Regions from separate parts of the Mus musculus genome. Here region 2 is linked to region 1. A link is a loop called in an ENCODE intact Hi-C map of the cell type or tissue named here. Cell type or tissue: heart. All regions are shown on one strand. Links, peaks and the distances in the headings refer to the core of each region. The heading gives the core; the rest is flanking DNA.

The links. A loop is a pair of places that touch in the nucleus more often than their neighbours do. Peaks named below come from ENCODE experiments on the same cell type or tissue, not always from the same donor. Only the 100,000 strongest peaks of a DNase experiment are listed, where the experiment ranks them.
Region 2: a loop joins it to region 1, with 2.3 times the contacts of the local background. A loop is called at or near these places in 2 of 42 quality-filtered maps.

Annotation. Positions count from the first base shown.
Region 1 is chrX:102,250,382-102,253,403 of GRCm38, forward strand. Cited1 (Cbp/p300-interacting transactivator with Glu/Asp-rich carboxy-terminal domain 1) reads right to left here and starts at 1,800. Exons shown (of 3, transcript NM_001276466.1): 1 at 1,653-1,800. It overlaps Gm14858 (predicted gene 14858), which reads left to right and starts at 2,270. Exons shown (of 3, transcript NR_040285.1): 1 at 2,270-2,643. In heart, for the core only: no CTCF peak of the experiment used is centred there; a DNase peak (open chromatin) is centred at 1,740; H3K4me3 peaks cover 2,500 bases; H3K27ac peaks cover 2,196 bases; H3K27me3 peaks cover 2,500 bases.
Region 2 is chrX:102,305,996-102,309,017 of GRCm38, forward strand. It overlaps Hdac8 (histone deacetylase 8), which reads right to left. Exons shown (of 11, transcript NM_027382.4): 10 at 1,644-1,749. All of the region lies in intron 2 of Gm32262 (a long non-coding RNA gene), which reads left to right. Among named protein-coding and RNA genes, the nearest start is that of Gm32262, 11 kb to the left of the region's middle. In heart, for the core only: no CTCF peak of the experiment used is centred there; no DNase peak of the experiment used is centred there; H3K27me3 peaks cover 1,489 bases.

The DNA of each region.
Region 1 (3,022 bases), core at 286-2,785:
AGAAAGCCTTCGCCAACGCTGTTGGAGGGTGAGAAGAGGAAAGAGAAGGGGGGTGGGGTGGGAAGAGCGCGGCAGGTGGGGGGGGGTCATCTCGAACCTGTCCCGAGAGCAAAAGTTAAAATGGCACCAACCGGTATACTCCACCTCCATTGCTACTGAGAAATCTAAATGTCCAAACAGCACTGCGGCTTGGCTTGCACGCTCTCCAAGCAGCCCAGCTAGACTCGCCACCTTAAAACTAAAGGCCCCTTGTTTACGGACAGCTCGCCGGGGCCTCCTCGACGCGCCCGGAGAGAGCCACCGAGGCGGGCTTGGCCGAACGGAGCCCGGCACGCCAGGCGCGAGCACCAGTGCCGGAGGGCTCCAAGCGTCCTTTACCTCAGGTGCTCAGAAGCAGACAGGCGACGAAGCACGGGGTCTCCGCGTCAGCGCGACTTTGGGGACCCGCAGCGTCTCCGCGCGCGGGGGCGCACTTTGGCGCCAGCGGCAGTGGCTCGCGCGCCTCACAGACACTTCCGAGCGCCCTCGGAGCGTCCGCTGCTGCCGCTGCTCGCAGCTGGCTAGCAAAGATTCGAGGTGCCGAGGTGGGTGCGATAACTTAACCCAAGGTCACAACGTTAAAAGTGGCATGGTTCAGACTAGCTGTCCCGCCCCTGATCAGGCTCCCCGTGAGGCAGAGGCTGGGCGCCGCGCGGCCGCTTCCCCCGAGAGGGGCGTGTGCACGGGGGTCGTGCTGCGTGGGGAAAGCAAGTTGCCAGAATGTTCCAACTTGCAGCACGCAGCTTGGCTGAGTTCAGCCAGAAGCCCTTCTCGCTTCCAGCCCCCCAGGAAACAAGAGCTTTGTGCGGCCCCCGAGCGGCCTGATGCAGTCCTGGGTATTGGCAAAGTCGGGGAAGCAGAGCCGGAGAAAGCGCGGGCGCCGGAGTGGATGTGCTGCGGGTTTCTCCGGACAAGTGGGCTCCGCGTCCCGCGGGCCGGCCCGGGCTGCCGCCCCTCTGCCCGGCAGCTCCGGCAGCAAACAAGTCCCCCAGCCCCGCGGCCAGCTTGGCCGCCTCCGGTGCCCTCGGCCCCTGCTGCCCAGCCCAGCGTCCTGCCGGGCGGCCCGGCTTACCTCCGCGAAGCTGCTTGCCCGGGAGAGGAAAGCTCACAGGAGCTGAGGTACGGACGAAGCGACCTAGCCCCGAGCCCCCTTGGCACGCACACTGCCGCCGCCGCCGCTAGCCACTCGCTTCAGAGTCCCCAGCCGCACGGGCGGCCACGCGACCCCAGGGCGCCTGGGAAAAGCCTGCACCGCCGCGCCGCGCCGCGCCGCCGCACCGCACCGGGCAGCGCCGAGCTGCCCCGACCCGCGCTCTTGCCGGCCCGCAGCTCCGGCGCCCGGACTCCGGGGCGGTGGCGATCACAGCCACCACGCTTGGTTCTCGGCGCGGGGACCGGGCTCTTAAGCCCCCACTGCCTCCCGTAGAGCCCTGGCGCACAAGCACACAGCAGCAGGCTGGCCTCGGCTAGGAATCCCAGGAAGGACAGACCCCTTTCCCCCCTTTTTTCCCTCTCCCCCCAATTTTCACGTCTTTATAACCAGCTTAGAGCATTATTAGCACATGTCCTGGCTCGTGGGCGAGTTGGTGGCAAAATCTGAACTGGATACTTACGGAGGGCCCGAGTGGGTGCTGTGCCTTCCTCGCGTCTGGTCCTCTCTGCCAGGAGCAGCCCCGCGCCGATAGGTTGTGGGAGGAGCAGCCGGGCGGAGCTAGCTTCCTCACCGCAGCTCGGCAGCGCACTTCTGCAGCTGTGCCGCCGGGAACATTTTATAGCGGCGGGCTGGCGTGTGTGGCCCTTTAAAGGCGCTCGAGCTGGTGCAGTCACCGTGGATCTTGTGAAAGCAAAGGGCGGGCTAGGGAACAGAGTGCGTGCGTCCCCTCCTGTCCCTCAGCCCTGGGGGCACGACGCAGCTACTGGGGTGGGGCTGATGGTCTCTGATTATGGTCACTTCTCGCCCAGTGCTCTGGCCTATACTTGTTTTTCTAAAACTAGTGACAGCCCGAACCTGGGACGTGGGCTCTCCCCACCACCCTGCATGGACTTGCCCAATAAATTCCACTTAGTAATTTTACCGAGGCGAGGGAGAGCTGTTAGTGTCTGTTTTCTGACCTAAATCAAGTGGGTCGCCAGGACGGGCTTCAATGGATAGAGAGAAGAGCTGTTGGCTTAGGGAAAGGTCCAGAAGAGGGACTTGCACACGGGACGGTGTAGGCAAGGCACGGGTCTTAGTTTTCTGCAGGGCTTCCTCCGAGCCGGTTTGCTCTTTTTGAGCTATGTCTTCTCATCGTGGAATGGCCGAGGTTGGCGTGTCCCTTACCCCCTAAACTCCCTACATTTTGTGCAGGGGCACTTAGAGAGATCATATGGCAGCGGTGGCTTCCCTCAAGGCCCAAGGTTGGTTTCAAGGCTTTCTGTCCTGTGGTCATCCAGGGCAGAAGGAGGCTGGCAGGATGCGACGACGCTGGGAAATGCTGTTCTACCGGACCGTGGGGCTAGGTGCATGCATGCAACTCACATGGCTCACGGAAAAGCCAAGAACAGGCAGCGGGTTCGAAAAGATTGCCACTGAGTTCGCAGAGATTCCTCTTGCCACGATGCCAGGTTATTTTATTATGATTATATAATTATTCACATCTAGCAAGAATAACATCTTGCACGTAGAGCACGTCTCTTGTGTTGGTAAGGTGTCTTACAATCCTCACTGAAAGATATCTGGGGCTTCTCATTTCAAGGCATGTTCCCTGTGGGTAGAAACTCTCACCTCATTCACCCCTTGCAGGAAGGCCACCAGGATTACTGTCCTCTAATCAAGCCTCCCCCATTCCCACCCTACACCCCCCCCCCCACCGTCCACACACACACTCCTTCCATTCAACAATTCAGTTTATACTGTTTGGAAAACATTGTCGTTTGAAAAAGTACGATGTTAAGGAAAAGGGGGTGTGAGTGGGGGGAGGACTGTTACAGAGTCATTTCACTG
Region 2 (3,022 bases), core at 209-2,708, 56 kb after region 1:
CCAATGGGCCTGGGAATGTGTGCAGAGGCAAGGGCATCCATTCATGTGCACACTTGAGGTATGAGCAGGTACTGCAGAGGTATGTGTCTGCTGTCTGGTTTTAGTGCTTTGGGCGCCACCAGAATTTAGAGCCTGGGAGGGAAAATGGCAAGGAAGGAGAAGGAGTGATAAGCGTGAACCAGTGAAACTGGTTTAGAAACAATCTCAAGGAAAATAGGGTCTGTGTTCTGGAGCTGAGAGGAGCGGAGGGAAGTCAGGGGGGAAGGGTGCAAATCTCCAGTGTTTGTCCAGATTGTAGCAGAGCAAGAAGGGTCAGCAACAGAGGGACTATGAAGGTCTTCAAGATTTGAGATGGGAGGAAGACCTGTTAGAAAGTGAGGACTTGTAGAGTGGGAAGCTACCAGGAGATCAGAGGAAGGTGATTTGAAACTTTAGGGGCAGAAGAAGCTTTGGGTTGCAGGACCTTACAAGGGGCGATGAGCTGTGAGGGTAAACTGTGAGGTCTGAGACTATTAGCATAGAAAATCTTCTCAGGTCCAAAGAGCCCCAGAAGCACGGTCCTTACCAAGGGCTCTGCTGTTGTCATCGAGCTCACTCTGCTACTGAACATAGCTTTCAGTAAAGACCCTCAGAACACTGCATATCCCCTTAGATGAGCCCAGCTTTGAGCAGGCCTCTTTTCACACAGGACTGCACTCCAGGGAAGGAGTCAAAAGTGGGTATTGGCACTGTCTGTGTCATTTTATGAATAAACAAGAGAATTTCGCTCTTTGGCAGGCAATATGATATGTTTGGCCTCTTAACTCTGCAAATAGGATCCAAGTGTATGTACACATACACACATGCACACATGCACGCACGCATGCACACCAGGAAAATGACTGCTTTAAACACTTAAATGATAGGTAAGTCTTTTTAAAAGGGGTGGGGGAGAAGCAGCTGAGAGGTTGGGAGGGGATTCTAATGGAAAGCTAAGAGCAAAGACCCTCCCAAGAATCTAGTGGACTATATAGCCATAACTACCATTTCTCTCTATCCTGGGGACAAAATAAATTGGGGGGAGGGGTAGAGGGCAGTAGCTGTGCTCTTGGGTTCTAAGAGCAAGGCTGCATTAAACTCCCTGATTGCTCACAAGACCTCCATAGACTTGCAAGGCCCTCTCTTAGACCATGCTGCAAGAGTGTTTGGGGGAGGAATTCCTTCCATATAGTAACACCTCAGGTCTAAATTCCCTTGAACTTCCCTTAATTTAAAGAGGAGTTTTTCTGTTTTGCTTTTTCAGAGCATTGGAGATGGAGTGGTAGGCAAATGCTCTACCACTGAGACATATAACCTAACCCTTAAAGATGGTTTTACTGTTGGCATTTTCAAAGAAAAAGGCTCTCAGAATATTTTATAACTCATTTTCCCTTGGAAGTGCCTTAAAGCTGAACCTTTTGTTCTTCTGAAGGTGACATTAGCCAGCCAAGTGACAATCTCAACCAGAGTGAGTGGCTTGTGTAGAATTCCGGCTATGAGATGTCAGGCCAAAAAGAGGCTTCCTTTCCAAGTCAATGGAATGATTAGCTGCCAAAAGACAAATGGTATTTGAGGAAGCCCCCAGCGGCAGGCCACCACACACTGGACTGGAGGGTGGTGCTCACCTTTGATGTAGTTGAGGATTTGCTGGATTCGGTGGGGCTCATTGCGGTCTGGCCGGCAGCTTGGCGTGATTTCCAGCACATAATCAGGACCATATGCTGTGAAAAACTGTAAGGAAAAGGGAAAGGCCAAAAAACAAACAAAACCACATAAAACCTCCAAACCAAACCACATACAAACAGGGCAATCAAAAGAAGTGCACTATTCCTGACTCAGCCAGGGCAGCCTCAAAGGGCAGAGTGGCATGAAGTGGCAGGAAGTTCTACCCTGGTGGCATCACTATGTGCACTTGTTTAGCCCTTCAGTGACAGTCACAGTGAAATTTGGGAGCTTGCTGTCAAGGGTCCCTCTGCTTGGGCCATAGTTCTTCCTACTTCCTGTGCTCTAGCATGCTGGCTCACTGTGCTCTCTCCACACTTTGTTCTTTCTTAGAACTCATTGCTTTCTTGCACCCCCCCCCCCATCCATGCTGCCTGTGGGGAAAACCTCCCCATCTTCCAGGCACAGCTCAAATGTCACCTCCTTCACAAAGCTGTCCTTCGTTCTCTGCCAACCTCCACAGCCTTGTGCTGGTGCTTATCTTATGGCCACCATTCAGATAGGGAGTGCTTGCTTCTAAGTCACATGCAGGTCACAGTGCCAGTTGCATGGAGGGTGTAAAGATGCATTAGCGTCTCTTGAGGGTCCTCTCGGTGAGCATAAGCACTGGATAGATCCTTCTCTCATCTCCCCACTGGACAGCAGTCCCTGTGCTTGATTTATCTCTTGGCCTCACAGTCCATTCACTTTGGTTGCTTTGGATTCCCTGCTCCAGGAATGACAAGTGAGTCTACTAAGGCTACTTCAGTTTTTCTTTCTCTATAGTAAAGTTTCTGTTTTTAAATTCGAGGACTCAAAAGAAAGGCTTGTGGATTCTATTTCTAGTTCACTAGATGACTCCTCGTGACCTTTTGTAAGTCATGATATCTAATTTAGCTCCTGTTAGGGCCCACTTGGGGAAAAGCATTCTGTGACAAAGGAATCATTCAAATGGGATCAGTCTTTGAATGAGAAATATGCAAATCTACAATTTCTGTTTAGTTTTTTTTTTTTTCAACAGAAATAGTATTTGTGTGTGCTTTCTGGAGAGAGAGCATATGGTCTTTAACGTGATGTGTTTCAATAGTGACATTGTTAGGTGGTAAGTAAACCAGGGAATCCAAATTCCCCCAACACAAAATAAAGCCAAACCACAAACACTATTGCACGTATGAAAACCGGAATCTTGCTATGTCGTGACTCTGATGCCACTCAAAGAACCCTAAGTTATTGCCACTGTCACTTACAGTATCCTTATTAGGAGTCTGGATGTACATCTGGAACCATGGGAGATGTTGTAGAA